Regions from separate parts of the Homo sapiens genome. Here regions 1, 2, 3, 4 and 5 are each linked to region 6. The links are chromatin loops, found by intact Hi-C in ENCODE. Cell type or tissue: OCI-LY7. All regions are shown on one strand. Each heading gives the region's core, and the rest is flanking DNA. Links, peaks and the distances in the headings are about the cores only.

Region 1 (5,274 bases), core at 555-4,554, 910 kb before region 6:
ATTTCTGGTACCCATTGCTGTACTAACGAGAGAACACTCTGCACAGGGCCCAGACTAACAAAAGTAGAGCTTTCCCTCCCATGGTCTAGCTCAGATGTAAGCAGCCATGGCCCAAAGGGCAACTGTGACTGCTTAGCTCCCAACATCCTCCTAGGGTCACTGGGATGCACCAGGCCTGGGTGTTGCCCAGCCCAAGGAGGAGGAAAAAGGACCAGGGAGGGCACAGCTACACCCCAAAGGGAAGACCCCTGGAACCAGCACACATCATTTTCAGCTGCACCTCATGGCCTGGACTGAGCTCACATGACCTCAACACACGTGAGAACGCATAGGAAATGCAGGCTTCGTATGGGCAGCCACAGCCATCCGCCCAGCTGGCATGGAAGATGCCAGGACTGAAAGAAGGGAAGACAGGACCAGCAGTCTTCCCCAAGTGACCCAGGGTGAGCTCTGTCACCTGAGCCCCAGCGAGGAAAACAGCAGCACTGCTAGTGTTGCCACGCAGAGTAAAAGGAGACCATCCCCGCGAACAAGCAGCACGGTGCCTGCCGCACTGCAAGCGCTCACAAATGACCGCTGTCTTCACCACCAGCACATTTGCTAGTAACATCAGTTTGGGGAAAACGCTGATGGGAGCTGTTAGCACCTGAATCCCAGGACCAGAGCTAAGAGGAGGACGGCTCACTCTCACAGAGCCCCGGCTGTCGTCCTGGCAGCATGACGTCCCAGAGAAGGTAGACGAGGGGTTTACTTCTGCCTCCCTGTGGACTTTTCCCTATGGGGTGGTAGAGCTTTGCCTTCCTGCATGTCCAAGAGTGTGCAAGAGTGTGTGTGTGTGTGTGTGTGTTTAGTCAAGACATATTGTTCTCTCTCTAGGTTAGAACATGAAGCTTCCCGAGAGGTCAGGGAAGCTGGTCTGTAGGTGAAGGCATCCACACTGCCCAGCCCTTTGATCCTGCTTCGAGTCCCGCTTCTGGCTGGAAGAGGCTCCTACCCTTTCTGGCTGGGAGAGAGTTCAAGTTTAAGAAGGAACCTATGGGTGGAAATGAAGAGACACCCTCTCCAACATCCCGCACTGGAGCTGTGACAACCCCTACACCCCACACATGAACACCCCTGCCCAGGTTGTTTGAAATGCTTGTTCTCCGGTGCCATAAAAAAATAGCACTTGAACATAAATTTAATTTATTTAGTAAGGCCATTTTTACTTCCTGCAGAAAGGGTACACCCACCAGCAGTTTTGCCACCAGAGTACACCGAACAACGGAGTCAAGTTATTTTGTAACCTGACGCGTCCACCCTGCTGCTGTGAACGGTTTCCATTGGCTGGAATGGGACCCCTCACTCTGTATTTGTCCTGATTGGCTAGCAATTTAGAACTTTTTAAAAGAGGCAAAGGTAGAGGAGAACAAAGGAAGGAGAAAGTAACTTGTGGAATGCTGAGAAAGACAAAAACACTTTTAAATAAGGAAGAGGAACAAGCTATGACTTAATGCTTGTTGGACCAGTATAAGCATGCCAGGGCAAATATTTAGGCTAAATTGTGGGAGCTAAGAACATAAAGTACATTGATTTCTTTATTACGGCTAGCAGATATTTAAGAATGTTAGCACAGGTCTTTGAATAAATTTTGCTTTTAAGAGAAGTTACTATTTATTCCTAATTAGACAGGGAGGAAAGTCTTTGAAGAGGAACCTCTATTTTACTTTTTACAAGGTGAACACCAACCCTCACAGGGCCACCTCTACATATCCACACCATTAGTGATGGAGACACAGACATTCCATGGCCCCATGAACACCCCCGCCCAGGTGAACACCAACCCTCACAGGGCCACCACTACATACCCACACCATTAGTGATGAAGACACAGACATTCCGTGGCCCCAGTAACATGCTCACCAACACATGGTCACTGACGGAACTCCCAGACACACTCTCCACACGTAGTTCCGCACACACTCTCGCACTTCCATGACAGCAGCACAGGGATACACGTAACCGCCCTGTGTATATGGCTCACCTGCACACAGCCAGGACAAACTCTTGGCACACCCTCTCAGCTCGGGGTGAGGGGGATACCCTTTTGCAACATCCCTTTGCTTTTCGCCAGAAATCACACTCCAAACCACAACTTCATCATCCTCCATCAATAGGAAGCAATCTCAGCCCATCAACCTGTCTGTGCATTGACATTTATTGCCAGTAGGTGTCAGGCAGATATTATCTGCTCCTGCCTGGCAAGCAGCCCCTTTGGAGTCAAGTCCCCTATAGGGGAGAGATGTATTAACGGAAGAAACAGAAACAGGGGGAAAAAGGAGAGGGCCTTAGGGCTCTTAGCTCCTGGGTGGGGGTGGGGCCTGTGTGGACCTGGGCATTTCAGGCCCCTAAGTTAATACAGAGCACGCCTGTGGGCAGGTGGCAGGGGCTGGGCATGGCTGGGATCAGGAGTTGTGTGTTACCACAAGTGCACAGTGAGTGTGATAGGTATGGTGAGGTGAGGGCATCCCCATGAACCTGCAAAGCCCTGTTGAGAGTGTCTGTGTTGCAGGGCGAACCCCAAAATTTGGGTTCAGCCTGGGAGGCCATGTGGGTTCTTGCTTTCCTACAGGAAGAAATTCAAGGGCCAGCCAATAGAATAAAGTGAAAGCAAGTTTCTCAAGAAAGTAAAGGAATAAAAGGGTGGCAAAGCAGCCCCAAGGGCTGCAGGGTGACCATTTTGATGGTTATTTCTTGATCGTAGGCTAAATAAGGGGTGGATTATTCATGAGTTTTCTGGGACAGGGGTGGAGAATTCTCAGAACTGAGGGCTTCTCCCCTCTTTAGACCATGTAGGGTAGCCTCCCCACATTGCCATGACATCTGTAAACTGCCTTGGCTGTGGTAGGTGTGTCTTTTAGCATGCTAATGTATTATATTCAGCATATAATAAGCAGCGAGGATAACCAGAGGTTGCTTTTGCAGCCATCTTGGTTTTGGATGGTTTTGGCAGTTTCTGGCTGGCTTCTTTACTGCATCGGGTTTTATCAGCAGGGTCTTTGTGACCTTGCAAACCAGGCCTGTGGATTTCTATCTCACCTGTTCTAGAGGGAGTCATTCTGGTGCAAAGCCTTCTGACATCCATGTGTGCGTGGGCGTGGGTAATTGTACAACCACTTGCAGAGTGCGGGTGTGCAGGCCCTTGTGGCCCCAGAGGTCAGATCATGTGGCAAGCAGCCTGCAGGTGGGCTGGGGTGAGGGCAAGGAGGGGGCTCTTTGTGAGCCTCTAGCTCACTCAGACATGGCTTTGGGGCCTCAGCACACAGCCTGGTTTGGTGTTGTGCTTCCCGCACAGAAAGGACTTGCATCTGATGTTGAGTCTGAATCAAAGGAAGTGGAGGCCCCAGAGCAGGGGCTGGAGGGCTGTTTATGAAAGATGTTGCTGTGTCTTGCTGGTGGCTGCAACCTGAGGCTTCTGAATTCTGCTTTCCATTTCTCAAGATGATATGTTAGCTGCCACTTAAAATATCCCAGACACTCCTCCCTGCTTTAATAACAATCGTTAGACTCAGATAATGGCTATTGATGAGGGTGTTTTGTTATTGTTTGCGGTTTCTTGCTCTTTACCTGGCTTTTATAATAAACCAGGTGTCCTCTAGGCCCCTATGAATTGTGGTAAGGCCCCTTCCTGGTAGAAACCAAACAAAATTCCAAGCCCCCAACCAACTGAATAGACACCCCCTCTTGGCCAAGAGGATCCCACAGAACCCTGAAAAAATAGGTCAGGCCATGATAGGAAGGGAGTAGGGCACAACTTCTTACATCCCCTCCATTTGGAGTTTAGGCACAACTAACTGACCAGAACTAATATTAAAATAGAGATCATAAGATGGACAAAACACTCTTTGTGGCAATAAAATTCCAAATTTCAACCTGACTCTGGTATAGCATCACCTGACAGAGAGCAGACCCTGAAGGAAATCAAAGTATTTTAACCAAAAATATATTTCTTTGACATATTTTGAAATGGCCCTGCAAAGCTGTCTCTTGTGGGGAACATTTACATTCAATAGAGAATTTTCTTCCTTTTCTAGGTCTTTTCCTGATCTAGGAGAGATTTAACTACAGCCTAACACCTTTTAAGTTCCCCAAGGAGACATTTACCCTCCATTCTCTCTGAAGCCTGCTACTTAGAGGCCTGGTCTACATAATAAGAACCTTGGCTTCCACAGCCCCCTTTACCTTAACTCAAGCCTTTCTTTCTGCTGACTTCAGCTCTTAAGGCAAAGCTTAACTCTTTCAACCAACTGGTGATCAGAAAATCTTTGAATCCACCCATGACCTATAAGCCCTCCCCATCCCCTACCCCTGCCCCACTTCAAGATGTCCCACCTTTCCAGGCTGAACAAATGTATACCTTATGCATATTGATTTATGTCTTTGCCTGTAACTTCTGTATCCTTAAAATGTATTGGCTGGATGTGGGGCTCATGCCTGCAGTCCCAGCACTTTGGGAGGCAAAGGCAGGTGGATCACTTGAGGTCAGGAGTTCAAAACCAGCCTAACTGACATGGTGAAACCCCATCTCTACCAAAAGTACAAAAATTAGCTGGGTGTGGTAGTGGGCACCTATAATCCCAAATACTCGGGAGGCTGAGGCAGGAGAATTGCTTGAGCTCAGGGGGCGGAGGTTGCAGTAAACCGAGATCACATCACTGTACTCCAGCCTGGGCAACAGGAGTGAAACTCCATCTCAACAACAACAACAACAAACCAAACAAATATTATACAGGTGTGGTGGTGCATGCCTGTAATCCAGCTACTCAGGAGGCTGAGGCAGGAGAATAGCTTGAACCTGGGAGGCAGAGGTTGCAGTGACCCATCATCACACACATATATATATGTGTGTGTGTGTGTGTGTGTGTATATATATGTACACGTATATATACGTATATATACATATATACATACACGTATATATACGTATATATACGTGTATATGTATATACGTATATAACATCTCAGGAGCTGGGCAAGTGGGTTCAAGCATGCACACTAAGAGGCAAAATGGTGGAGTTTAACTGGTCTATGACTCCTCCTAGGGACATCTGGTAAGAGAAGAATGCCTCAAGTGAGTATGTACACAACTGTAGTAAACACACTGCACATGTGATACCCCCTCTCCCTGTAAGTGCTGGCAGCCACTGTGCATGCGGACAGCCCACCCCAAGGGAAGAATATATATACGTATATATATACACATATATATATGTAAGCTGTAACCCGACCCCCTCA
Region 2 (5,274 bases), core at 516-4,515, 580 kb before region 6:
AGCCGACTGGCCTGCAGATGCGTCTCTTCCTGGTCCCTCTTTGCTCTCTAGAAGAAAATTCAACACTGCACCGCACCACTGCGTCTCCAGAGGGAATGCATGTGTGTGTGTGTGTGTGTGAGAGAGAGAGAGAGAGAGAGAGAGAGAAAGAGTGTCTGTGCATGTATGTGAGTGAAAGTGTGCATGTGTGTGTGAGAGAAAAACAGTGTGCATGTGTGTGAGTGAAAGTGTGCACGTGTGTGAGTCTGTGTGTCTGTGTGTGCATGTGCAGGAGAATAGGTGAGTATGTGTGTGAGTGTACAGGGGGTGTATATGTGTGTGCATGTGCAAACGTGCATTTGTTTGAGTGAGGGTGTGACTGTATGTGTGTGTGAATGCATGCAAGTGGGTATATATGAGTATGTATGTGTGAGCGTGTGTGTATATTGTGAGTGTGTATGAGTGAGTAAGTTGTGTCTGTATATGTAAGTGCACATACGTGTAAGTATGTGAGTGTATGGGCATATGCAAGTGAGTGTGTGTGTTTGTGAGTGTGAGTGTACGTGGAAGTATGTGCATGTATATGAATGTGTGTGCATGTTTCTGTGTATATGAGTGTGTATATGTGTGAGGGTATATGAATGTGTATGTGTGTTCCTGTGTAAATAAGTGTGTATATTATATAAATGTGTATGCATAGGAGTGAGTGTATGTGTGAGTGGTGTGTATATTGTGAATGTGTATATATGTATATGTGTCTATGTGAGTGCATGTTTGTGTGAGTGTGAGCATGTGAGCATGTATAAGCAAGTGTGTGTGTGCATGTGAAAGTGTATACATTTATGTGTCTGTGTATGTGAGTGCATGTTTGAGTACGTGAGCATGTATGAGTACGTGTGTGCATGTGAATGTGTGTTTGGATGTGCACGTATGTGCAACTGTGCACACACTGGCATCGCCCACATCAGGACAGCCCCTCCACCGCCTCATGTTCTCACGCCTTTTCTGGCCTGCACAGGAAACACCTGCTCCATGGTACTTCTTGGGACATCAACTGCAAAAGACGGAAGGTGAAAAGTGGTTCTGAGCAACAGGTGCAAACCCGGCATTCTGACAGTGGAGAAATTCTTCCGCCTCCAGGACGACCTCACTCTTCGCTTTTTCATTTTGCATTGTCGGGGGCTGGGAGGCAGCTCTCCCTCCCCCAGTTGGGAGTTGGAGGGAGCCTCACTTAGGGAGAATGTCACACACTTATGTGTCAAGATGGCTTTTCAAGCATTCTGCGTTCTCCCTACTTCCCAAGCTGCTGCCCAACCCAGACCTGGTGAGTGACAAGCCCCAGCAATTTATCATGAGTCCTGCGACCTCCAGAACAATCCATCAGTGACAGAGGAAGTCAACAGAGTGATGACAACTTGCTGTTTACCCACAGTGTATGTTTCATCAACTTCCCAGCATCTGGTCCCAATATCAACATCCTCTTTTATTTGTTCTTCCCATTTGAAAGGAATGTATTGAGTCTCAAGTACATAAACACAGCTCCTTTATGCCCTTCTTATGCTGTATAGCACCCTTTGCTATGTTCTCCATCTTACAATAGACACTGTATGCTATATGTGTTTTATATGCATACGTGTGTGTAATACCTAATAGCCACTGTGTACACATACACAGGCTGTGTATAGTAAGATACGATGTGTATATGCGTAAAATAGCCCTGTGTTAGTTAGTTCTTTGCGTGTCCATCAATCCATGCACAGCTTCCTTCCCCTTCTCCATGCTCCATTCCTTGCATTGCCCACTCCCCAACGCTGCCTTCCTCCACATACACACCCCGCTAAGGGCAGAAGGAGGCAAAGTAAATAAAGAGCCCGAGGGTCTGGTGGAAAAGGCAAGGAGGTCTGTTGGGCTTTGTACAAGGACAGTTGTTCCTTTTCAAAAATCTGCAGAAACATAGAGACAGGGCTGATTCCTTCTAACTGGGGGAGTCAGGAAAGGCTCGGTTCAGCCTGGCTTGAAAGACTGAGAAGAATCAAGATGGGCAAAGATAGGGCCACTCAGAGTGGGGCCGCTGAGATGAAGACAGGCATGACAAACCCCACTCTGCACCCTCAGGTTCCCCGTCCACCCCCAGCCTCCCCCAGTACCCATCCTTGAAACTGAAATAATCTCACATGCTGGAGGCAACGAAGGGAAAAGAAAAAATGGAGTCATTTGTCTTGGTGTCACATTTGCCATCTCCCCAAGTCCCAAGTGGCAAAGGGAGGAGGAGGGGCCATGGGGCGTGGGTCGGGCATTCAGAGGGCTCTGTGGCCACCTGGTGGCTGGACGTGTCTCCCCCACTGGCTGAGCTCCCTGCCCAGCTCCTGGTGCAGACTGCCCAGGACGAGGTCAGGGAAACACTCTCCCGTCTTTGAGCAGGGATGGAAATTGTTGGGGCCTGGAAGGGGAAGGAAGACAAGAACTCCAGCCTCTGGGCTTTCAGAGCCTAGACCCAGAGTTACAAACCCATAAAGAGGAGAAAAGGGAGGGGCAGCCCCCCATCCAGGGGCTGCAGGGGGCCTGCGTGGGGGTGCGACCTTAGCTTTGCCCCTTGTCTTTCATCCTGCTTGGATTTGGGATGTCCCAGCATGAGGACCCAGTCACATCCCAGATTCTGCTCCAACCTCAGGTTATAAACATCAGTGACTGACAGTGCCTTGGTCCCAGACGTGAGCCAGGCCACCTCAGGCTGCAAGCCTCACAGCTGTCTCCTGCAGCAGGTCAGGAGACCATGCTGCCATCTGGACAAGCCCACGGAGGGCATATGTCCTGGACCTTCTGGTCAGAGGCCAGTGGGCCCCTCCCCACCCAGAGCTGAGGTCCAAAGCTGTCCCAAAGAGCCAACACCAGATGAGCCCTTTCGGGGATGCCGGGCGCATTCCCCCACTCAAATTCCATCCTTTCATTCAGCAAATATCTGGGAGTGTCTACTGTGGGCCCAGCTGTCCATGACCAGCTGTGCACAGAGGAGACATGGCCCCTGCTCTGTGGAACACCAACATCTGTGCGTTTCTGACCACATTCTAGATATCTCTGAAAAGCTCACATGTACTAATTATTTGCAAATAACAGCAAGTGTCATTGGCTTTTAAAAACAGAAGTGCTCGCAGGATTTTATGGGATGGGGAAGGGTCAGGTTTGAACCTGAGCACTGTGGGTCCAGGGCCTCACTGGACACAGCCCCTGACGGAAGGAACAGCCTGGTGGAGCAGGCAGGCAGAAGATAAAGAGAGCATTTCAGCAAATGCACTGAGGGCAGCAGGTGCTGGAAACAGTGCAGAGGGAGGGAGCCATGAGGACCTGCTAAGAAGAAGGGATATTTAAGCTCAAAGTGTAGAAGAAGAAGAAGAGGCAGCCACACAGAGATGTGGGCATCGGGGTCCCAGGCAGAGGGCACTGCAGAGGCATAAGCCCTGGGCTGGGAAGCAGCCTGATGTATTCAAAGACAGTGTGGTGGGGTTGAACAGTGTCCCCAAAAAACACACATCCACTTGAAACCTCAGAATATGACCTTACTTGGAATAGGGTCTTTGCAGATGGAATTGGCCAGGATGATGACATTTTTTATTAAGGTGTGCATTAGTCAGGGTTCTCTAGAGGGACAGGACTAATAGGATAGATGAATATATGAAAGGGAGTTTACTAGGAGAATTGACTCACACAGTCACAAGGTGAAGTTCCACAATAGGCCATCTGCAAGCTGAGGGGCAAAGAAGCCAGCCCAAGTCCAAAAACCTCAAAAGTAGGGAGGTTGACAGTGCAGCCTTCAGTCTGTGGCCAAAGGCCTGATAGCCCCTGGCAAAGCACTGGTGTGGGTCCAAGAGTCCAAACACTGAAGAACTTGAAATCTGATGTTCAAGGGCAGGAAGAATCCAGCACAGGAGAAAGATGGAGGCCAGAAGACTCAGCAAGTCTAGTCCCCCCGTGTTCTTCTGCCTGCTTTATTCTAGCTGCGCTGGCAGCTGATAAGACGGTGCCAACCCAGATTGAGGATGGCTCAGCCTCTCCCAGTCCACTGACTCAAATGTTAATCTCCTTTGGCAACACCCTTACACACACACCCAGGAACAATACTTTGCATCCTTCAATCCAATCAAGTTGACACTCAGTATTCACCGTCACAGGGTGGGCCCTAACTCCTCCTATGTCTTTATGAGGAGAGGAGAGGTGTGGGATGACAGAGCCTGACATGAGTCCTGTAGCTAAGAGGATCAGGAGCCCCAGGGAAGCCCCAGGGGAGCTGGACAAGGCAGAGAGGGTCCTTCTCTAGCACCTTTAGAGGAAACGCGGCCCTGCAGACACCTTGACTTTGAACTTCCAATCTCCAGAGCTACAAGATGATACATTTCTATTTTTAAGCTACCCAGTGTGTGGTAATTTATTATAGCAGCCACAGGAAGGTAATGCAGGCAGGAAAGGGAGAACTGCGCCAGGGTCATGCTGAGAGGGGAAGAGGGGCACCAAATAAATCCCAGAGGTCAAGGTCCATGTGGGCTTGGATTTCCACCTCAGGGGCAATGGGGAGTCACTGAAAGGTTTAAGTGGGGCAATGTCATGGCAAGGTTGTTGCTATCGTTGTATAAGAAGGCAGCCGTCCACGCCCCACAGAGACCGGAAAGCCACCACAGTTCACATGCAGATAAGACAAGAGGCGGCATCTGCTCATGAGCTCTGACTTGATAGGGCAGAAGGATGCAGGCAGACCTGAGTATTGTTGTCGAGCTCCCCAAGACCACTCCCAGGTTCACCAATTTGCTAGAAGGACTCACAGAACTCAGAAGAGCTGTTATAGTCAATGGCTATGGTTTATGACAGTGAGCAGATACAGACTATTATCAGCAAAGGTGTGAGTCCAGGGGAGATAAGGCACAGAGCTTCCAGTTGTCCTCACGGTGGAGTTGTGGTGATAATGCTTCATTCTTCCAGCAATGACATGTGGCAACCCACATAGAATATCATCAACCAAGGAAGCTCAGCCCAGCTATGTAGTCTGGGGTTTTGGCTGGGGTTCAGTCATGGAAGCAGGGAGCATCCACATGACTGACCTTAATCACTCAGTGTCAGCCTCTCCAGAGGTCAAACTGATACCATGCTGCCCAGGCCCCCACCATCAGTAGCATTATTTGCAAAGACTATTCATGTGGTCCAATGCCTCAGGTAAACAAAGACACTCCTACCAGGATTTCCGAGGGCATCTCCCACAAGCAGGTCGAGAGCCAGAGCTTTCTTTGCAATGTGCAGGGTTTGGGCACC
Region 3 (5,274 bases), core at 746-4,745, 670 kb before region 6:
ATTTTATTAATTTTCTTATTATATCTGCATTGCCGTTTACGTGGGATAAAGCTTGTTTACTCTTAAAGGTATCACGTGTGTGCCTTGTCTTCTCCCCTTGCGCGTCTCCCGCACAGAACAGTGATGCTCCAGCAGAGCTTCAGGGCTTAAAGGGAAATGCATCTATTCTGGTCTTTAAAGCACTTCTGGGTCCTGCAGCTTCATTCTGGCCCTGTTAGCTTAAGCCTGAAATTTGACAAATGATACTCTTCTGGGCTCAGCTAAGGTACCGGGGTTGGGTGAATGGGGGTGACGCCCAGCGCCAACCCTGCCATTTAGAAGTTTTCAAAAAGAACTCACTCTGAAGCCACATCATTTCCACTGAGCCCATCTGGCTGCCTTTGTTGGATGCTGGAGGATAAGGGAAGGAAGGCAAAGGAAAGGATATCCCGTTAGGAAGCATCAGTTGCCACCTTTTAAACTGTAGGATCAAGAATTAACCTCTTGGATGGCACCATTCTGGTGGGTGTGGCCACTGCCCTCGTGGGTGGAGTTGGGGCCTGAGACTGTGCCACACACACCTGTTCATCCCCGAAAGTGGTCAGTCACACACTGGGGACAATGTGGAAACTTCTTGCCTGGATGTAGATATCCCAAACTGGCTGAGAGAGAAGAGGTGCTAGCAGTCAAGATCCCCCTGAAAGGTCTAAAACATTCACTCAGCCTGGTTTGGTCTATTGACGTGGTTTGGTGTCTAGATAAAGCAGTTGGCATGTATTCAAGGGACTGTGCTATAAAAACAGCAGGAGCATTTGAACAAGAAGTTTCTCCCAATCCAGCCAGATGCAAAATGTGAGTGTGGTGGCCTGGCTGGGGGCAGCAGATCCAAGCCCCTCTCTGGCAGAGCATGGGGCGGGGCAGGGGCCACCTCACCACTGAGGCTACGTTTCTCTCTCTCGGGAGGACGTGCCTGCCTCCTCTCTTAGTCTCCCTCCTCTTCACTGAGCTCACACAGCTTGAATTCCTCTAAGGGAAATGTAGGTCTGCTGGGCTTTACTGTATCAATGATGAATTCATAAATGAGTGAATAAATGAGCAACATTGGATGTGCCCTTCTGAGGACCTCTGGATGCTGAGGGTGATCTCTGCTCAAGACTTCTCATGGTCTAGTGCTGGGAAATCAGGAACCCACAGGTGGACCCTCTGTTCCCAGGCCAGGTCCCGTTACTCAGCTCTCATCTCTGCCTTGCTGGACAGAAGTTCAACCCGGTGTTCCAAATGACTGCATCAGGGGAATGGGCCTCTACCTTTGCTCTGCTGTCTAAACGTCTTTGTCTGCCTTTGAAGGGTATTCACATTCTGCCTCCAAATTGAGTTTCCATCTCACCTCTTATGATCCCTTTCACCCTCCTGAATCAGTAGCATCCAATGCACAGTCTTCCTTCTGTCCTCTGAGCCTTTACAGGGAGTTCCTGATCCCCTTAGACTCCCTTGATCCTCTCTCCTGAAGCTCCCTCTCCTGCAAGCCTTCCTCAGCACCCTCCCACAAGCCTGGTCAGTCCTCCTCTGCTTCCTCCAGCATATTTTTGATTTCCCTTTTGCTTTACAAATGACAATACAACATGCATCTGTTTTCTTTGCAAAACTGTGTTCTCCTTGAAAAGAGGGTCATTATTTATCCTCGTGGCTGGTACCGACAACAAGCCTGATTCATGGCGGGTTCCCAAGGCCCCTGCCGGTTTAATGGAATAGTTAGGCTTCCTGCACAGACATCCCCAGGGAGGAAGCAGCGTGGAAGGAAGCCCTTCTCCTGATTCCAGACAGGGGATGGAGCAAGGATGTGGGTGCGGCTGTGCTTGTGGCAGCTGCCTCCTCTTCTAGGACCAGGTCATGTTGGATGACTTTGGTGCCAAGGGGCAGCAATCCCCTCTATATTATCATCATGTACATTTAATTTTTGATTTTAAAAAAGTGATGTGACATTTTTGCAATCATGGGAAAACCTGTCTCAGTTTTTTTTCCCCACAAAAAGGATTTAAATAATCTCACCTCTTTAAGTAGCTCACAGTACCAACCCTTGCCTTGGTCTCAGCGGGGACCAGCTGTGCTGTCCCGGTCACCATCCCTGATCCGGCCAAGACCTTCCTTGGGAAAGTCCTTTGGAAAGTCCTTCCTTTGGAAATTTCCCAGAAGAACCCGAAACTGCAATGGGATGAGACCGTGCCTCTGGCCTTTGTGGTAAGGCAGTTCCGGGGCTGCCGCAGTCACCCCGCCAGGGAGGAGACGCAGAGGCAGTACCGAGCTGCGCCACCAGGGGCAGGAGATGGGGCGCTTCACGCAGACCCCGATGTGAAGCTCAGTGCAGCCTTCCAACCGTGCGTTTCCAGACTCTCACTGCCTGTGGGGTAGATCCTTTGGGCATCTCCACCGAGACCCCAATATGCACTTGTCAGAGCCTGCCTGCCCTCCTCTCCCGTGACCATGCCTCCTTCCCTCCTGGCTGACTCCACACATCCACATGGGAAGGAGACAATGCCGTCTCTCCCAAAAGCTCCCCTAAGAATCCCAGAGTACCCCCCTTCTTCTCCCTAAAATGAATAGATGCATCTGCAACTTATATTTCTTGAAAAGTGGCAAATTACTTTTTAAATCCACTTCCATCATCTGATCTCCACGTTGCTTCTCACAGATGTGTTTGGAGGTGGGGAAGGTGGAGAGGAGACATTTGTTTCCTGTTTCAGCCCAGATTGGAGAATGGGTGAAAGTAAAATATTTATGTTCTTTGTACCCAGCTTGTTTTTCCTGTTTTCCTTCAAAACAAGAGGTCAGAGCCCTTATGAATGAACAGATTGTTGACTTCTATGTCTGAAAACACTCAAAATATCTCCTATTAAGGCCCCTGTTCCACTTCCTTTGTTCTGCCTGGGCGGATGAAGCTGTCTGTGTTCCAGAAACAGAATTTCAAATTAGATTATTTGAATGAAATCAGCAGCTGTTGATTCAGAAGAAATGAAGAGTTGGTGTCATCAGATCCTTGAGCAAGAAGAGACCTCAGGAAAACATCTGGCGCAGGCTCCTGCATAAGCCAGTGGGTGCCCTGGCTAGACGCAACGGAACAGATGATTTGCATTCTCTTACTGAAGGTCCCCAGGGACAAGATGCCACATCTCCCAAGCCGCCCATTGCTGACTGGCCATTTATAGAAACATTTGTTTGAGTTGAGCTCCTGCTTGCAGGAATTAATAGCTTTCAGGGAATATTGTTTGGGTGGGGAGAGAGAGAGAGAGAGAGAGAGTTTCTACTCAATTCCTGGAAATGGCTTGAGAGCCACAGAAAAGCCTTAGCACAAGGGGCCCTAGGAGTGAGTCGAGGAACCTGCTGGTACCTCTCCGAAGTGTTCCCATCTAGGATTTCAGATGCAGCCCTTGTGGAGGTTAACTTTATGTGTCAACTTGATTGGGCCGAGATATTGGCCAAATATTATTCTGAATGTATCTGTGACAGTGTTTTTGGATGAGATTAGCATTCAAATTAGTAGATTTGAGTAGAGCAGATGAGCTCCATAATGCAGGTGGGCCTTATCCAATTAGGTGAAGGCTTAAATAGAACAAAAGATTTAGCTCCTCCGAGCAGGAGGGAAGTTTGCTGGCAGAGGGTCTTTGGACTTGAACTGCAACATCGTCGGCTCTTCCTAGCTCACTGACAGCTTGCCTTTTGACTCAAACTGCAACTCTTTTCGGAGTCTCCATCCCGCCAGACTCCTCCATCAGATTTTGGACTTGCCAAATCTTCACCATTGCCTGAGCCAATTCCTTAAAAAAAAAAAAAAAAAAAAAATATATATATATATATATATATATATATATATATGCACATCCTATCAGTTCTTTTTCTCTGGAGAATCCTGACTAAAACTCCAAGAAGTGGCCCCCAAAAGAGCACAGGGTTGGAAGATTCCAAAACAACAGAACTATAGTATTCTATATACTCTAGAAATAAATCTTTTGATTTCTTTTTGATTTATTTTTCTGTTTCGCTCTCAGCATGTTCCTGCTTTTCTAATATTTGAAGATACATCACACCTGCAGAATTATGCACTCCATTCTACCTTCAGGACATCCTGCCAGCATCTGCACTCAGCCACCAACTAGGAGACCCAGTGCCCATCTCCTGCCAGAACTGCTGCTTTGGGCGGTCTTCTCATTTGCTTCTCCTCATTATTTCTCCATGTGGTAGCCAAAGTTTCTTTCTAAAATGCAAATCTAATCACGCCTGAGCTAGAGCAGACCACTGGAGCCTGGTTTGAGGATGGAAGGACCCTGACTTGGACTCTGTTTTGGTTGCTTTTACTCTGGTTTACTCCAAAGCTGCTAAGAGACCACAAATAGACCATGTGCTCCTCATCACTTCCCTGGTTTTATCTCAAATATCTAGAACCTACCTCTCAGCTCCACAATATGTCTCTGTCTACTTGGTTCACTGTGTTATACTCAGCTAGTTTTTCCCAGAACTTACTGAGTCTCTTCCTACCTTAGGGATGTGGATATGTTCTGTCATCTGTGTAGACCATTGCTCATCTCTCTCCATACCTACCCACGAGCCCCTCCAGGAGCTGGTGATTATTTACTGAGAGTTGAGAGAGAGAGAGAGAGAGAGAGAGAGAGAGGTGATGAGCTCAAGACAAGTTTAGATTTCTATTCTAGAGTCTTGTAACAACACATACTTTTTCTTCCTTGTTCTTATGATATTTTCAATTGTGTGTTTCTTTGTACCACTTATTTGTTCTATATCTTTCCACATAGAGAGCCTGTGACCATTTCTGGGTTAATTTTTCCTGGATTCCTGGGCTCAGCAGGATGCACACCATATAATTAATTTTCAGTTAATAAGGACTTGGATGGATGAAAGATCACCCAGCTTGTGGGTCTCTCTGGGCTTTGTCACCATCATGACCAAATACATCAGGATCTTTCTATGAAATTTTAATTTTTGCTTTTTTAAAATTAAAATCTAAAAATTATTTTCACCAGCAAGAGAAGAAAACACAGTCTCAATTTTGCTGGGAAGTGGTAGACATTTGCCATTCTTTTTGGCTGCCTTGCTTTGCCTTTCCTACACTTGGAAAATTTCCTACCTCTGTGAATCTTAACAGCAAGCAGAGTTACTTCCCATTACAAAAGATGAGAATTCCAGATATTTGTATCACCTAGGCTTTGCCAATCAGATGTTCTCTCCTTTTTTAGAATTGAGAGCGAGTGATGCACAAAAAGGATGAGGTGAGTATTCTCCAAGGCC
Region 4 (5,274 bases), core at 640-4,639, 180 kb before region 6:
AGATGCGATCATTTTGGATTATCCCCATAGGCCTTAGTCCAATGGCAGGTGTCCTTGTAGGAGAAAGCAGAGGGTGGTTTGAGGCAGACAGAAGGGAAGTGAAAGGAGAAGAAAGCACCATGTGGAGAAGGAGGTGGAAATCGGGCAATGTGGCCACAAGCCAAGGAATGCCTGGGTCCACCAGAGGCTGAAAAGGCAGCAGGGACCCTCCCCAGGGTGGTTGGAAGGAGCATGGGCCTGCCCACACCTTGGTTTCAGACATGTGGCCCCTAGGACTGAGAGAGAATACGTTTTTGTTGTGTTAAGTCACCCTGTTTGTGGGGAGTCATTGTGGCAACCTCGGAAAACTAACACAAGAACAGAATAAAAATTAAAACAGCCTCTGCCTCCCCAGGACCAAGACTGGGACTGGATGCGGGAAGGGCCGGGGCTGCCGCCACCACAGGCCTCCTCCTCTGAGCATCGGCGGATACGGGGTCCCCTGGGGGCCCCATCAGCCCCATACTTTCCTGCCCCAGGACCCAGGGAGGAGAGGGGAGGCTCAGCGTCTCTTCTGTGGCGGCCACCAGCTTCTGACGTGGCTCCCAAAGACCCTGCTTCCCACCGTCCTTCAAACTGAGTGCAAACTCCCTCCAGGCCTGAGGAGTTGGCGGGTGGCCCTGACTCCCCGTCTCCACATCATTCACGGTCACGTTGGCTTCCATTCTCTGAAGCCCCCCAGTTTGGGGCCTCTCCCTAAGGTGTCTCCCCATCCCCATCTCCCACCCTCTGACCCTCTCTTCTCCCAAGCTGCTCTCCTTTCTCTTCCAGGACAGTCAGATGCCCCTACCCCAGCCCAGGGGTCTTCAGCCCTCACCGCAGGTGAACATCACACAGACATTGGTTGGGTCACTTGCTTGCTGTCTGTTCACCTCCTAAAATGTAGTCCTTTGTCTTTTTCATGGCATCTGATAGCAGCACCCACTGCAGTGCAGGACAGACACAGCACTGTGCAAACAGCCATGGATGGTGGATTCAGGTATCACCCTGGACATGAGACCTGGCCTGAGGCCTTGCCCTGCCCTGCTCTCGGCCAGCACATTGTCTCCCAGAGTCCACCTCATCTCTGTTGGAACAGACAGCAAATCCATGCCAATGACAACCCATGCCAATGGCAAATCTGTGGCAAAGGCCTTCCAGAGAGAAGCAAGGCAGGTCCCAGACGCCGCCCCCACCCCATTTCATGACAGTCTCTGCATCTGCCCCCATGCTGCAGATACGGACAAACTGGAAAGACAAATGTTCTGAGCTGTCTCAGGAAACCTGGGAGGGAGGAAGGAAAATTTTTCCCTTCTATTTTGTATTTATTTAGAGCTAGGGTCTCACTCTGTCCCTCAGGCTGGAGTGCAGTGGTGTGATCAAGGCTTACTGCAGTCTTGAACTCCCAGGCTCGGGAGATCCTCCCACCTCTGCCTCCCACAGTGCTGGGATTACAAGTGTGAGCCACCACACCCAGCCTTTCTTTCTTAGGTGTCAACCTTAGGCAAACTACCCAGATTAATTCATTCAATTACTCATTCATTTAATTTACTCATCTTTCATTCATTCACTTCACAGATAAGCCTGGAAAGGAAACCACAAGCCCAGCTGAGTGGTTGTGCTACAGTCTGAGTATCTGTCCTCTCCAGAACCCGTGCTCAAACTTAATCCCCAATGCAGCAGTGCTGGGAGGTGGGGCCTTCAATAGGTGATTGAGTCATAAGGGCTCTGCCCCCATGAGCTGATTCATCCATTCATGGATTCGTGGATTCATGGATTATCAGGAGAGTGGGACTGGTGGTCTTACAAAGACGAGGAAGAGAGACCCTGCCAGCACGCTCAGCCCCGTGCCAGGCCATGCCCTGCACAGTCTCAGGGCTCTGTGGGGTCCCTACTAGCATGAAGGTCCTCATCAGATGTCAGCCCCTCAGCCTTGGACTTCCCAGCCTCCAGAACTGTAAGAAATACATTTCTTTTCTTTACAAAGGTCCAGTTTCAGGTATTCTGTTATAGGCAACAGTGAACTAACACAGGGTGCTAGACGAGAGAGATGCTTCATCAGTGCAGCAGAGTGAGCCCTGGGGCCCAGCACAGAGCTGAGCACCTGCCAGGTTAACCTCCCACAGGCCCCACCCAGCTGGGTGTCATCAACCCCATTTTACAGGCAGAGGGACCCAAAGTACACGATGATCTAGGATCCTGCCCTGTGGAGTTAGGGTTTAAATATAAGCAGAGGGCTCAGAGCCTGCACCCATTGCCACCATCTGGGGGTGGCCACCTGCCGGGAGTGACCTTTCCATGCTCTTATGTGGACTCCAGGGTGGGGAGCAGCTCTGACTGGCCCCTGCACCAATCGCCTTCGACTAGGGGATGGGGTGGAGGTCAGTGAATGTGGCTGCAGGGCCCCTCATAGGTGATGTGGGTGGGGGCATCACAGATGACCAGGAGGGAGGGGCCCTTGTGGGTGTGAGGGCAGCCCAAGGCACCCACTCCAGGTGCTCCCAGCTTCGTCCCCTTACCCTCCCGCCTCCTCCCACATTTTCCCTTTTACACAACTGGCGCCATTATTTTGTCTTTTTTGCTTTTTTATTTACATTTTCACATTTCCCCTTCACATCTAGGTCCCCAGTGCGCAGGACGGAGGCCAGGCTCAGCTGCAGCTAATCTAAAATGTCATTAATATAAATTGGGGCTAATTACTTAGTTCCCTTCGGCAATCCCTAGCCGAGCTCTGGCGACAGAGGCCTTCTGGAAAACAGAAGGACGCCTCCACCAGAAGGGGCCAAGGCTTCCTGCAGAAAGCTCAGCAGTGCCCAGCTCCTGCAGCCCACGGGGAGTCTCTGGAACAAGGTGCTCTGAAGGCTTCTCTCCCTCTTGCTGCACAGGGCAGCAAAGTTTGACACAGGTCTCTCTTCCTCATGTTCGATACAGAGTTTGACACAGGTCTCTCTTCCTCATCTTCGATACAGAGTTTAATACAGATTTTTTGCTTCTCTGGGGCAGAATGGCCACAGGACAGGAGCACTGAGCACCGGAGCCCCCCGCCGGAGCACCCTGCCCACCAGCCCTCTGCAGCTGCAGCTGGTCAGAACCCACTTTCCTCTTCAGAGCCTCCCTCTTTGCAAACTTCCATGGTCACATAGTTATCAGATCAGGTTTGAGGGGAGATGTGACCCCAGGGAGAATGCTCAGTGAGAGAGACACTGGCGGAGGCCCTTTTTCCCCATATCCTTCCAGCTAAAGCAAAGGGGGCATCTGAGCAGAGGGCTGGGGCTCCTCCCTGGGGGCAGGAGCCCAGGACTGGCTTCTGGCACCCAGTAGGCACCAAACAAATGCTCTCTCTGTCCATCATGACATCAAATGCTGACCACAAGCCATCGGAGCTGAAACTTTGGCCCACAGTATATATATGACTTAACAGGCATTGGGCCCACATACCAACCAACAGCTCTCAGGTAACTCCTTAAAGGAGAGTAAAACATAGCATTTAAAGATTAAAGACCATGGTGAAAATGTCGAGAGATAGATGGTGTCTGTGAACCCTCACAGGCCCCCTAGAGTTGGCTTAATGAAGATGACTTGAATCCTAGACAACCTTGCAGCTGTTCTCAGCTTGCTTTTCCCTCCCACCATCCCGGCCCACCATCTGGGGCTGCAGGAGTCGCAGGCAGCGAAGACCAGCATTGAAGAATTTCTCACTGAAGCCACTTTCAGAGTTCTGTGGGATGGCAGGTTGTTCAAGGCTGGGAACTTAAGTGTCTCAACATGTGGGGAAAGATAGAGGGAGCTGTCTGTCGCACTGGACTCTAGAGATCCTTTACATGCTAATGCAACTTTGGATGGAGTTTCTAAATATTTCCAATATGCATTATTGATTTCCTGCTCCAATCAGCAAAGAAAAAAAAAGCCGTGTCAAGTAGAGAGAGAATGAAATCTGGAACATGGAGCCATTTCCCATGGAACCATCTTCTTAAACAATTCCAGTGTCTTATTCTTGGCTTTCAAACCATGCTCTTGCCCATCCATGACCTTTCCTGGTCTGTGAAGAAGGTGAAGAGCTATTTTCAGTCCATCTCTCATTTCAAATGCTTGTCTAAGCACAGTCCCCCCAGCTTCCATTGGAAAGTGGAATGTGGCTTCCCTCTGCCCTCTTCCTTGTACCACTCGGAACCCTGGAAAGATGAAGGTCCTGGTCTCAACCTCACTATCTGTGGTGAGAACTACTCCCTGCTCCTGCTAACAGAGCCTGTCAGCACTCGGGTCCCTGGGGGACGTGTGCACCAGAGCCCCATCAGGATGCACATGCTAGGTGGGCACGCCATTGGGGCTGACCACATGTAGCTTTTCAAGTCTTCAATGAAACTCACAGAAGCATCACTGGCCATGCAAAAACTCTTCACCTGTAACATGGACCTGGGTGTCCTCAGCTCTTCTCCCACAAGGGGGACTTCATCCAGCCATGCAGCGAGAGGCGGGCTGATGTGCACACACACTGGGAATGACATTTACACACGCTGTGTTCAACGGCATCCTGGGATGAGGGAATGCTGCCATCATCATCCCATCCCCTCCCAGCATGATAGACAACTTAACTTTGCAGTTGGTTTTTTCAAACTTCTCAGCAGCAGCCTGACACGCACCTCTCATTGCCATGTGCTGTGCAGTTATGAACCTTCGTTCTGATCTCTTCTCTGTTCGTGGTTGACAAAATGTATCACTCATCAATTTTGTGCTGGGAAACCTAATTTAGCATTTGTCAAGAACAGCTCACTTGGCTGACGAGAGCCTCCACTCTGCTCTTCGGAAAATGCTCTGAAACTTCCACGGTGTCATGTCACTCTTTGAAAGTCTTGTAAGGGATCACAGCCTGGTGACAAAGAGCAATGGAGTCACTATCCCAGCAAGTTTTGGCTTTCAGGTATTCTCTGCTGTAATTTTCTAAGCTTTTCCTTTCTGCTGCATATGCAAAATCTTCCTAGACTTGCCCCAGCAGGGGCGCAGATTGCAGGATGGCTTTCTATATTTGTACTGGAATCAGGCACACACTATTTACATTGTTTCAGTTATTCTAAGCTGTGCTGTTTATGTTTCCATTTGTATCACTAATTTTATGCTTTACCTAACTGCTTTTGAACCATGGGTCTATCTTTGTGAACTAGGAACAGATTACATCACCCAGCAAAAGTAAGAAAAAGCACAAATGTTTACAAACATAGAATAACATGCCAATTCTTTCTGGATGTGATAACCCACGAG
Region 5 (5,274 bases), core at 394-4,393, 130 kb before region 6:
GGGGCCAAAACCAACTGGGAGGAGCTAGTGCCCACCCAGCATGAACCAGTGTGCCCTAAAACAGTGTCAAGTCTTGATCTCATGAAGAATGATGAACCTGACGGGGCTGTGGGAGGCAGTAAGGGAGGTCCAGCTATGGGAGGAATGTAACAAGGATGCGAGGCTGGCAGAGAACAGCTTCTCACTGCTATGCAGGAGTCACAGCGAGAATCAGAACCACCCAGCCCTGGTGGGGGCAGGAAGTGGCTGCCTGCATGGTCCCAAACACCTGGTCCCCTGAGTAGGTGCAGGGAGGGGGCCCCCACAGGCGACTCCACTCTTTGAGTTGCTGCTTTCTGCTGCAGTTGGCCACAGCCTGCAACACCAAGGTAAGCTGGGGGCTCCTTGCCCTTTTGGTGTAGACAAAATGAACCTGAAGCCCTAGCTGTGTTCACAAGGAATCTCAACACCTCTCCATGCTTTTCACATCCCAAGAGGCTGCATCTTCTTGGACCTGGGAGCCACAAAAGGCTTGATCCCTGAGTCACTCTGCAGAGGAGAGCTGCCTGCCTCTGTGCAGCTCCTGGTCTCCAACATGTATCTGTGGGTGCTCTTTCCTCTCTACTCCTCATCAGTGTGCATGGAAGAGCAGCATCCCCCGCCAGTGTCCTCACAGGAAGTAGGCACACGATGGCTGCATGAGCAGAACGCTTCGGTTTATGGGGAGGTGAGTACCCACTAAGGGCTTCACATTGCAGAACATGGATAACTTGGAGCCAAACATTCAACCTCCATGACTTCCTAATCCAACCTCTCCTTGTCTCTTCCTTGCTCTCACTCTGCCCCCAAATTCCTGATCCTTTCTAAAGAACCTTCTCCTGCTGGGCCTTCAGACATCCACTTCCACCTTCAGCAGTTCATGCAGGTATTTTCCCAAATAAAGACAGTTCCCTCCTGGAGAGGAATTCTGTTGCCAACTGCAAATGCTCCCTGGTTTATGATAGGGCTGCATCCAGATAAACCCATTGTAAGTTGACAATATTATTAAGTTGAAAATGCATTAATTACAGCTAACTTCCCTCTCATCGTAGCTTAGCCTAGCCTACCTTAAATGTATTCAGACACTTGCATTTTAGCCTACAGTTAGGCAAAATCCTCTAACGTGAAGTTATTTTGCAATAAGGTATTGAATATCTCATGTAAGTTACTGAATACTGTACTGGAAGTAAAAAACAGAATGGTTGTGTGGGTCCTCACTGCTAATGTACACAGCTGAAAGCACCATCATCATAAAATCAAAAGGTCGTAATTTGAACCATCATAAGTTGGAGACCATCTGTATACAGAAAGATAGATTTTATAAGAAATTGGCTCATGCAATTATCAAGGCTGCAAGGCCAAAATCTGCAGGGCAGGCTCACATACCATGTGACCCCTCCACGTGACCCATCACCACTGTAGCAGAGGTGAACACCCGCCCCAAGCTGGTCCTATCAGGGTCTCTCTCCCAACAATCAGGACTTTGAATGCAGGGTAGTGGCACTGGTAAGTTGGGCCACATAGACTTGGGGTTTGGAGAAGCTGAAAGGAGAGAGAGAGAGACCTGCCTCAGGGGCCCTAGGTCTGCTTCAGCCTGACCTCGGAAGGTTCTGCCTCCACCAGCCTGAGTGCCTTCTGCTCCTTGCCAAGAACACGCCCCACCCAAGACTGACAGAATCCACTTCCCACTTCCTTCATCTCCCACCCTGGGCTTGTCCCCTCTGCAGCCTCTCCCTGCTCCAGGCAGCTTTCCAAGAGGGGCCAGATTTTTTTTTTATTATTGTTTTATTTCAATAGGGCTTTGGGGAACAGGTGGTGTTTGTTTTAATGGATAAGGTATTTAGTGGTAATTTCTGAGATTCTGGTGCACCTATCACCCGAGCAGTGTACACTGTACCCAATGTGTAGTCTTTTATCCCTCACCAGCCCCCACCCTTCCCCCCAAGTCCCCAGAGTCCAATGTATCATTCTTTTTTTCTTCTTTTTTTTAAAAACAATTTATTTTAAGTTCTGGGATACGTGTGCAGTACGTGCAGTCTTCTTACATACATAAATGTGTGCCATGGTGGTTTGCTGCACCTGTCAACCCATCACCTAGGTATTAAGCCACGCATGCATTAGCTTATACTGATGCACTTCCTTCCCCCAACCCCCAACCGCAGACATACCCCAGTGTGTGCTGTTCCCCTTCCTGTGTCCAGGTGTTCTCAGACAATAGGGCTTTTTATTATCTGGATATTACTGGAAAAATTATAAGATTGCTCAAGTTTCTATTTTGGGAGGAAAACCCACACTGAGGACATTTAAAGGGTTACTGATAGAGAAAATGAAAGATGCTTTTCTGATTACTCCCTACAAATCCTGCATGTTCCATATGAAGGTCATGAGCAAATCGCTTCACCCTAGTGGATGAGATTTTCCTTTTCCTTGATTTGTTCTTTCCACCCTTTCAGTTGTACCCATACTATGGAAACCATGACCATGCTTTTCTCCACAATGAAAACACCACTTCATCTTCACAGCTTATAGCCTTAATTATTAAGCCACACTGAATTACAATCAGAAGGATCTCATAAAAGCTGGTCCATGTGCTATCGCCAGTCAGCTCACTCAGCCTTTTCTCTGCAGCATATGAACTGGCTTAGAAATATTTCTTGAGTGAGAAGTTTTTTTTTTATTGCTTTAAAGACAACAGAGGTTTACTGTTATGTAACTGTGGAGGCCAGAAGCCTAAAATCAGTATTACTGGGCAGAAATCAAAGTGTCCACAGGGCCACACTCTCTCTGAAGACATTGGGGGAGAATTTTTTTGCTTATCTTTTCCAACTTCTGGTGGCTGCTGACATTCCTTTGAGCAAGAGCTTTGAGCAAGTTTCTTGGAAACGTTGTCTGCGACAGAACTTTGCTTCACCATCTTCTGAATGCTTATATTCAGCTCCATGGGTTAGAATTATAAAGAAGAAGAAGGAGGAGGAGGAAAAGGAGGAGAAGGAAGAGGAAGAAGAAAGAGGCTGGGCACGGTGGCTCACGCCTGTAAACCCAGCACTTTGGGAGGCCGAGGCAGGCGGATCATGAGGTCAGGAGATCGAGACGATCCTGACTAACACGGTGAAACCCCGTCTCTACTAAAAATACAAAAACAAAATTAGCTGGGCGTGGTGGCGGGCTCCTGTAGTCCCAGCTACTCGGGAGGCTGAGGTGGGAGAATGGTGTGAACTCAGGAGGCAGAGCTTGCAGTGAGCTGAGATCATGCCACTGCACTCCAGCCTGGGTGACAGAGCAAGACTCCATCTCAAAAAAGGAAGAAAGGAAGGAAGGAAGGAAGGAAGGAAGGAAGGGAGTGAGTGAAGAAGAAGGAGAAGGGGAAGAGGAAGAGGAAGAAGAAATAAGAAAGGAAGAAGAAGGAGAAGGAGGAGGAGGAAAAAGAGGAGGAGGAGAAGGAGAGGAGGAAGAGGAGGAGGAAGAAGAGGAGAAGCAGCATCAGCATGGTTTGTCTCTACTTTAATAAACAATTTTAAAAAATTATAATGTATACATCTGGGACTGGCTATGAGTTAGGCTGCTCTAATGTGGCCAAAATGACGGATTTAAACTAAGTAAAGTTTATTTCTTTCACTTAGCGGTCTGTGTGTTAACAGTCTAGGTTTCACTGACAGTTCACTCCATGGAGCTGAGACCCAGGTTCCTTCATTCTGATTCTATGATCCTTCACACAGGGCTCCTACCTTCTTATCTAAGAAGGCTTATCCAGCTCAGGCATCATATTAAAATTCCAGCTGATGGGGAGAGGAAAAGGAAAGGGGAGATATAGGAATCTACACTCTTATTTTAAAGTATAGGAATCTATAGTTCTAAATATAATTTTTTTGTTGTTCACATTCCATTGGCCACAACTAATTTAAAAGGAGCCTGGGAAATTATGTCGGCTAAAGTCCTATTAATATGGAAGAAGGGGAGAATAGATAATGGGAAAACAACCGGCAATCTCTCATGTATATACAAAGACCTTTAAAAAGAACTCTAGTATTAGTCTTGCTAGCAGTCTATCAATTTTGTTGATCTTTTCAAGAAACCAGCTCCTGGATTCATTGATTTTTGAAGGGTTTTTGTGTCTCTGTCTCCTTCAGTTCTGCTCTGATCTTAGTTATTTCTTGCCTTCTGCTAGCTTTTGAATGTATTTGCTCTTGCTTCTCTAGTTCTTTTAATTGTGATGTTAGGGTGTCAGTTTTAGATCTTTCCTGCTTTCTCTTGTGGGCATTTAGTGCTATAAATTTCCCTCTACACACTGCTTTAAATGTGTCCCAGAGATTCTGGTATGTTGTGTCTTTGTTCTCGTTGGTTTCAAAGAACATCTTTATTTCTGCCTTCATTTCGTTATGTACCCAGTAGTCATTCAGGAGCAGGTTGTTCAGTTTCCATGTAGTTGAGTGGTTTTGAGTGAGTTTCTTAATCCTGACTTCTAGTTTGCACTTTGGTCTGAGAGACAGTTTGTTATAATTTCTGTTCTTTTACATTTGCTGAGGAGTGTTTTACTTCCAACTATGTGGTCAATTTTGGAATAAGTGCGATGTGGTGCTGAGAAGAATGTATATTCTGTTGATTTGGGGTGGAGAGTTCTGTAGATGTCTATTAGGTCCACTTGGTGCAGAGCTGAGTTCAATTCCTGGATATCCTTGTTAACTTTCTGTCTCATTGATGTGTCTAATGTTGACAGTGGGGTGTTAAAGTCTCTCATTATTATTGTGTGAGAGTCTAAGTCTCTTTGTAGGTCTCTAAGGACTTGCTTTATGAATCTGGGTGCTCCTGTATTGGGTGCATATATATTTAGGATAGTTAGCTCTTCTTGCTGAATTGATCCCTTTGCCATTATGTAATGGCCTTCTTTGTCTCTTTTGATCTTTGTTGGTTTAAAGTCTGTTTTATCAGAGACTAGGATTGCAACCCTTGCTTTTTTTTGTTTTCCGTTTGCTTGGCAGATCTTCCTCCATCCCTTTATTTTGAGCCTATGTGTGTCTCTGCACATGAGATGGGTCTCCTGAATACAGCACACTGATGGGTCTTGACTCTATCCAATTTGCCAGTCTGTATGTTTTAATTGGAGCATTTAGCCCATTTACATTTAAGGTTAATATTGTTATGTGTGAATCTGATCCTGTCATTATGATGTTAGCTAGTTATTTTGCTCATTAGTTGATGCAGTTTCTTCCTAGCATCAACAGTCTTTACAATTTGGCATGTTTTTGCAGTGGCTGGTAC
Region 6 (5,274 bases), core at 550-4,549:
AAACCTAATGTTGATACAATTTTACTTTCAGGCCTTTCCCTAAATGGAAAAAAAAAAAAAAAAGGTATTATCATCTGTCAGTGTCTTTCAAATGCTTGGAAGACAGAGGGCGACCTGTGGACCTGGGCTTGGCCTGCCTGGGCGTCCCTGGGAGGAGGCGTGTCCGCCAGGTCTCCAGGAAGGGGAGGGGATTACAGCACCCCCTGTGTCCAGAGGACCCCCAGAAAGCACATCCAGCCACCCTCCATCCACATCGACCCAGTGGCCTCACCCAGACACCAACAGGCCGTGTCCTTTTAAGGTACCAGTTCGACTGGGCCTGGGGGCTTGAAGGTCAGAGGTCAGGGGTCAGTACAGTTGAGGCCAGATGGGAGACTGTGTCAAACTCCAGAGAGATGGGGTGACCCTCTCACTGCCTCCCGTAGCCCCCAGGCTGCTTCCCACAGAGCAGGGTCCACCTGCGGTCACCGAGCCCCCAGTGCGGAACGATTGCAGAGGCTTCAGCAGAAGGCCACCAGGGTCTGGTCGCCAGACAAACCCACTCCTGGTGAGGTCAGAGGCAGGTTCAAGGAGGAGGCCTGAGGCAGGAACAGAAATGTCGACCAGGGTGTCAGAGGGGGGCAGCACCGAAACCCGCGTCTGCCTCCAAGAGCAAGAGGCTCAGCCTCTCTCTGCCCGGGTCTCTCCTTCAGCCTCATGCAGCTCCCGCAGAAACACAACAGAAGCAGCCAGCTGGCATGTGGCCTGCACATCTCGGGGGCTCAGCATGTGGCATGGCTGTGATTGTGAGGTGGCCTTGGTGCGGCCACGTGTGAGGGTGACCTGCACCTAGGCTGGCTGAGGCTCCGCTCTCAGGAGATGAGGCTGCAGACAGGCAGTCTGCTTGAGGGGAGCCCAAGTGCCAGCCCAGGGTGGTGGGCCCCTCAGCCAGCCCAGGGCAGGCCAGGGTTGCACGACCCTGGAAGCCACGGCTCCGTTCCTGTGGGCTTGGCTGTACCTACTCGATGCCAGGTCCCAGCAGCACAAGGTAGCAGCTCCCTGGACACGGGACGACCACGCCTGGATCTGTGTTTGCGCTGGCTGTGAGGACCCAGCGACCTGTCTGACCCCATAGCCAGGAGCTGGCCCTGGGGAGAGCAGTGCCTTCAGGACGGCGCTCCTAGGCCTCACTTTGTTTAGGATCCGCTCGCCGCCAGACCTTCAGGGTGCAGTCTCTCCTCACAGGTCCTGTGGCGTCGCAGCCACTGAAAACCGTAGCCCCGTCAGGCTCAGGAGGGGCAGGAGGAGCTGGCACCCACGAGGGGTTCACTCTGCTCCTGGTGACAGGCACTGGCGCTCTCCGGACCGCGGTGCTGTGCCTGCCGGGTAGATCTGCTGGGTGGACCTAACGGCCGGCACCAGTTTAATTCCCACTCCCCTTCCTTGCCCCGAAGACTTGGGATAAAGGCCCAAAGTTCATGCCCAGAGGGCGGCCGGAAACCCCCCATCCCCAGCATTTGTGGGGACCACCCACGTTAAACGAAGACTGGCCTCTTGGGAGCGCTCCAAGGCCCACATCCTCAGAAACCCTGGGGACCCATCAGTCCCCCCCCAGGTCCCCCAAACACGCCACCACAGCAAGATGAACCCGGCCAGTGGCGCCCACTCTTCGCACTGGCTGGAGGCGGTGGGTTCATGCCCAGATGCCAAGGCCCAGAAGCAAAGCGACAGACAAGGCTGGAGACAAAGGAAGAGAAAGGAGATGCTGGGGGAAGGGGGAGGGAATAAAAAGTATTTGGAATGGCAAACGGGAGGGAACTGAGGCCAAGAGAAGAACCCAGCCCTCCCCTCAAGGGAGACAGATGGGCGAGGCCAGGACCCAGCCCTGGGGGCGGGTTCCAGGCTCAGTCCAGGGCCTGAACTGCTGTGGGCCATTCAGACCCGTACATCCCAGAGCTTCCTCCAACACAATTAACTGGTGACCTGTAAGAGATGAGGTGATTTCTAGACAACGTGCCTGGAAGGAGGAAGGAGGGAGCCAGACAAACCTTGGCCTGAACCCCAAGTCCCGCTGGGCCTCCTGGGTCTCAGTGGGTGGGGGCCACCACAGACTTGGAGATCTGAAGCTAGGCCCACCTGCTGGGAAGGTCCCTCTGGGTAGGAGCAGCCTAAAGAACTCTGCAGAGGGGCTGGGCTCCCGAGAACAGCTGGGGTGGGTCCCCCTGGGCAGCAAAGGCTGCGTGAAGGAAAAGACTAGCAAAGCGGGGGATGTGGGGGCGGCTGCAGACACTCAACCCAGCAGGGGAGCAAAGCCTCAGCACAGCACCCACCACCCTGAAATCCCTCTCACCAGCTCAGAACCTGCCGGGACAGCCTGGGAGGGAGCGGCGGTCACCGGGATTCACGCTGTTTCCAGACCAGACAGCAGTGGACACGGAGCTCAGCAGCCCCCGGCCCAGCCCGCAACTCCCTCCCTGAGCCCCAGCGGGAAGCAGCTGCCACTTCTCACAAACACATTCTTAATTCAGTGATTTCACTCCCTGGTGCTTGCCAAGGTGTTGGATACCTGAGAAGCCAAAGATTCACATTCTCTACAGAGGCAGCTGCTGCCCCCATCCTGGACTGCTCAGAAGACTCTGAAGGCCGTTAGTGAGCAACGGAGCCGCATTCTGAGCCCTGCCTGCCGCCCGGGCACCCTCCGAGAGCCATCCTGAGAGCGTCCCAGGAAAAGACCGGCGAGGCCGCCACGCCTGCCGCACCGACTTCGTTCCCCTGTCTCATCCTGCCCCCTGGCGTCAGGACTGCAGACACCTGCGCTGGCACCTACCTAAGGCGGCCAAGGGTGGTTCTCCAGGCGGCTGTCCCCTACTCAACAGGGGTCTGCACCGGTCCTCCTCCAGGAAGGGTGCCCTGCAGAGACCCACATGGCCGTGAAAGTGGGGAGTCCAGGTCCAACTCGACCTTGGCACCTCCTTGCTGTGTGATCCTGAGCAAGGTGTGTCCCCTCTGTGCTCCTCCATCTCCCCAGGTGCCAACAGTGGGCAATGAAAGAACCCGTCCGTCTCACAGGGTTGCCAGGAGAATCACGAGATGATCTGCGCAAGAGGGTCCATGCCAGGCCAAAGCCAGGGTCCCCTCAAAACATGCAGCCCTCAGAGGGACTCGGCCACCAGCAGGTCCACGGCACCACCCACGGCACAGCCATGCAGCCAGGGGCTCCTCCTCTCCCAGAACGCCCACCTCCCCCGGCGCCAGCCGCCGTTGCAGGTGAACAGCCTATTCTCTGCGCAGGTGGGAGCCTGCAGCTGCCTAGAAGTTGGGGTGGCTGGGCATGCAGTGCTGGGGGGCCGCATTGCTTCTGAGCCCGCGCATCCTGCTTCTCCATTGTCCTTGGGAGACTCTCGGGGACCCAGTGCCCAGCTTGAGAGAGAACTGGACACTCCAGGCCTGGACCACACAAGTTCAGTGGCAGCCCTGCCGTTCCAGGGAGTTGGATGTCGCTGATGCTGGGCGTCCTCGCAGCAGAGTTTAAAAAGCCATTGCTAGGAAAAGCCCCACTGGGAACATCACGCCGAAAATGCCCGTTTGGATGCAACGCTCTGCCCCGAGGGTGCTGATCACCGCAGACGCAGGTGCTATGTGCACCGAACCATCAACACTCCACTCACAGACGCAGGTGCTATGTGCACTGAACCATCAACACTCCACTGGCCATAAAATGCACTGACTTCTTTAAAACCCCAGGAAGAAATTAATAACATCTAGGGGAAGGATAACGAATTTTTTACTAAGTGGGAAGGCTGGCCTCTGGTTTGGAGAAGAGTCTGGGTCAAACTGTGTCCAGCCAAGTAAGGAACCTCAGTCCGGTTCCCATGGCCGTGGGGAGGGACGAGGCCTTCACAGCCTGGGGACCCATTTTCCTCACCCCTGTGACAGGGTAGAAGTCACTTTACAAATCACCACGGTACACACCCCCCGGGCTGCAGCAGCCCATGCTCTGCAGAAATGCAAATATTAAGACAACTTTATCTGCACGCCTCTCTGCAGGAAGGTTGCATCCCCTTAGCAGTAGGATCAAAAATTTTTTAGTAAATTAAAAAATTATTCAAAGAACATTTCTCTCTCACTGAGAAAAAAGCAGGGTGCCTCCTTTTTCCTGAGAGGAAAAATGCTCTGTAAAATCTCTCTCTTTGTAATCAGGTTCATACAATAGGCATTAGTTCCGGGGAATTTCAACAGAAATCAGAAATAAAAGGAGATAAGAAAGTTCCAACCAGCCTCCGAAAACGGGCATTCCAGACCCACCAGAGAGATATTCTATTCCCTTTTCTCCGTAGCTCACTTGTGTGTGGGAGGAGGAAGGTCTGCGGTAAGAATTGAATCCTGCCCCAAAGAGGCCTGACCTTTGTCCTCAGCCACTGGGAGGTGACCTCCACGATGTCCTGCCTGATAGGAGTCACTGTTTGCCCAGGGCCTTGGGTTACACAGGAGAGTCCAGTGATGTGACTTAGGGTGGAGGAGAGCCACCATGATGGTCTCAGGGTGGGGCTGGCCATGCCAGAAAGACCAACGGTGTCATGGAGGGTGGGAGATGGGGACCACACGGTGGCAATCGGCCGCAGGACGGGGACTGACCATTTGGGTGGTCACTCAATCAGCCATGCCCATGGAATGGAGCCCCAGTGAGAACCTGGACACTGTGGCTTGAGGCTGGCCCTCGCTCGTGCTACCACGTTGACGCAGGAGAGTCACAAGTCCCAGTCCCACAGGAAAGGGACAGCAAGAGCTCCGCTTGGGGCACTTTTCCTGGACTCGGCCCCCTGCCTCCCCTCCTTTGGCCAATCTTAATCTGTATCCTTTCCCGGTAAGGAACTGATTTATGTAGATGTTGTTCCCACCCAGACAGGCTGGCTCCCCTCTGGCTTCTGCCAGGACTGGAGGCTTCCTGAGGCCTCCCCAGCAGCCGAGCAGGTGCCACCATGCCCCTGTACAGCCTGTGGACCCAGGAGCCAATTACACCTCTTTTCTTCATAAATTACCCAGTCTCAGGTATTTCTTCACAGCAATTCAAGAATGGACTAATACAGAAACCACAACTGTGAGTGTAATAGCTTTCAAGGAGTTCTGGGAGTCCTTCTAGAATCATCAAACTGAGGGTGGCCTTGGGCACCTGAACTTGTGATTCGTACCAGGGTGAGGCCTTGCATGGACTGTGTCCTTGACCTTTGTAACTGGCCTGAACTCTTACTGAGTGTGTGTGTGTGTGTGTGTGTGTGTGTGTGTGTGTGTGAGAGA

What was found. Hi-C counts contacts between places; a loop is a spot of excess contacts. Peaks named below come from ENCODE experiments on the same cell type or tissue, not always from the same donor. Only the 100,000 strongest peaks of a DNase experiment are listed, where the experiment ranks them.
Region 1: a loop joins it to region 6, with 22 times the contacts of the local background. A loop is called at or near these places in 13 of 110 quality-filtered maps.
Region 2: it touches region 6 in a loop (4-fold over the local background); 2 of 110 quality-filtered maps call a loop at or near these places.
Region 3: it touches region 6 in a loop (3-fold over the local background); 3 of 110 quality-filtered maps call a loop at or near these places.
Region 4: a loop joins it to region 6, with 12 times the contacts of the local background. A loop is called at or near these places in 2 of 110 quality-filtered maps.
Region 5: it touches region 6 in a loop (6-fold over the local background); 4 of 110 quality-filtered maps call a loop at or near these places.

What each region holds. Positions count from the first base shown.
Region 1 is chr1:4,823,202-4,828,475 of GRCh38, reverse strand. No RefSeq gene overlaps it. Among named protein-coding and RNA genes, the nearest start is that of LINC02781, 150 kb to the left of the region's middle. In OCI-LY7, for the core only: a CTCF peak has its summit at 2,203 (motif pointing right); a DNase peak (open chromatin) is centred at 2,235.
Region 2 is chr1:4,491,777-4,497,050 of GRCh38, reverse strand. No RefSeq gene overlaps it. Among named protein-coding and RNA genes, the nearest start is that of LINC01646, 77 kb to the left of the region's middle. In OCI-LY7, for the core only: a CTCF peak has its summit at 2,308; DNase peaks (open chromatin) are centred at 1,020 and 2,290; H3K4me3 peaks cover 459 bases; H3K27ac peaks cover 932 bases.
Region 3 is chr1:4,582,414-4,587,687 of GRCh38, reverse strand. LINC01646 (long intergenic non-protein coding RNA 1646) reads right to left here. Exons shown (of 5, transcript NR_147025.1): 3 at 5,114-5,274; 4 at 4,510-4,605; 5 at 3,982-4,349. Among named protein-coding and RNA genes, the nearest start is that of LINC01646, 14 kb to the right of the region's middle. In OCI-LY7, for the core only: CTCF peaks have their summits at 2,119 and 2,319; a DNase peak (open chromatin) is centred at 2,287.
Region 4 is chr1:4,084,121-4,089,394 of GRCh38, reverse strand. No RefSeq gene overlaps it. Among named protein-coding and RNA genes, the nearest start is that of LINC02780, 110 kb to the right of the region's middle. In OCI-LY7, for the core only: CTCF peaks have their summits at 2,205 and 3,787; a DNase peak (open chromatin) is centred at 2,184.
Region 5 is chr1:4,041,968-4,047,241 of GRCh38, reverse strand. No RefSeq gene overlaps it. Among named protein-coding and RNA genes, the nearest start is that of LINC02780, 69 kb to the right of the region's middle. In OCI-LY7, for the core only: no CTCF peak of the experiment used is centred there; DNase peaks (open chromatin) are centred at 641, 1,441, 2,121 and 2,591; H3K4me3 peaks cover 3,773 bases; H3K27ac peaks cover 3,829 bases.
Region 6 is chr1:3,908,457-3,913,730 of GRCh38, reverse strand. It overlaps LINC01134 (long intergenic non-protein coding RNA 1134), which reads right to left. Exons shown (of 4, transcript NR_024455.1): 3 at 1-39. Among named protein-coding and RNA genes, the nearest start is that of LINC01134, 11 kb to the right of the region's middle. RefSeq lists an enhancer at 1,623-2,508. In OCI-LY7, for the core only: CTCF peaks have their summits at 1,527, 2,590 and 2,789 (motif pointing left); DNase peaks (open chromatin) are centred at 2,750, 3,270, 3,620, 3,940 and 2 weaker places; H3K4me3 peaks cover 3,423 bases; H3K27ac peaks cover 3,710 bases.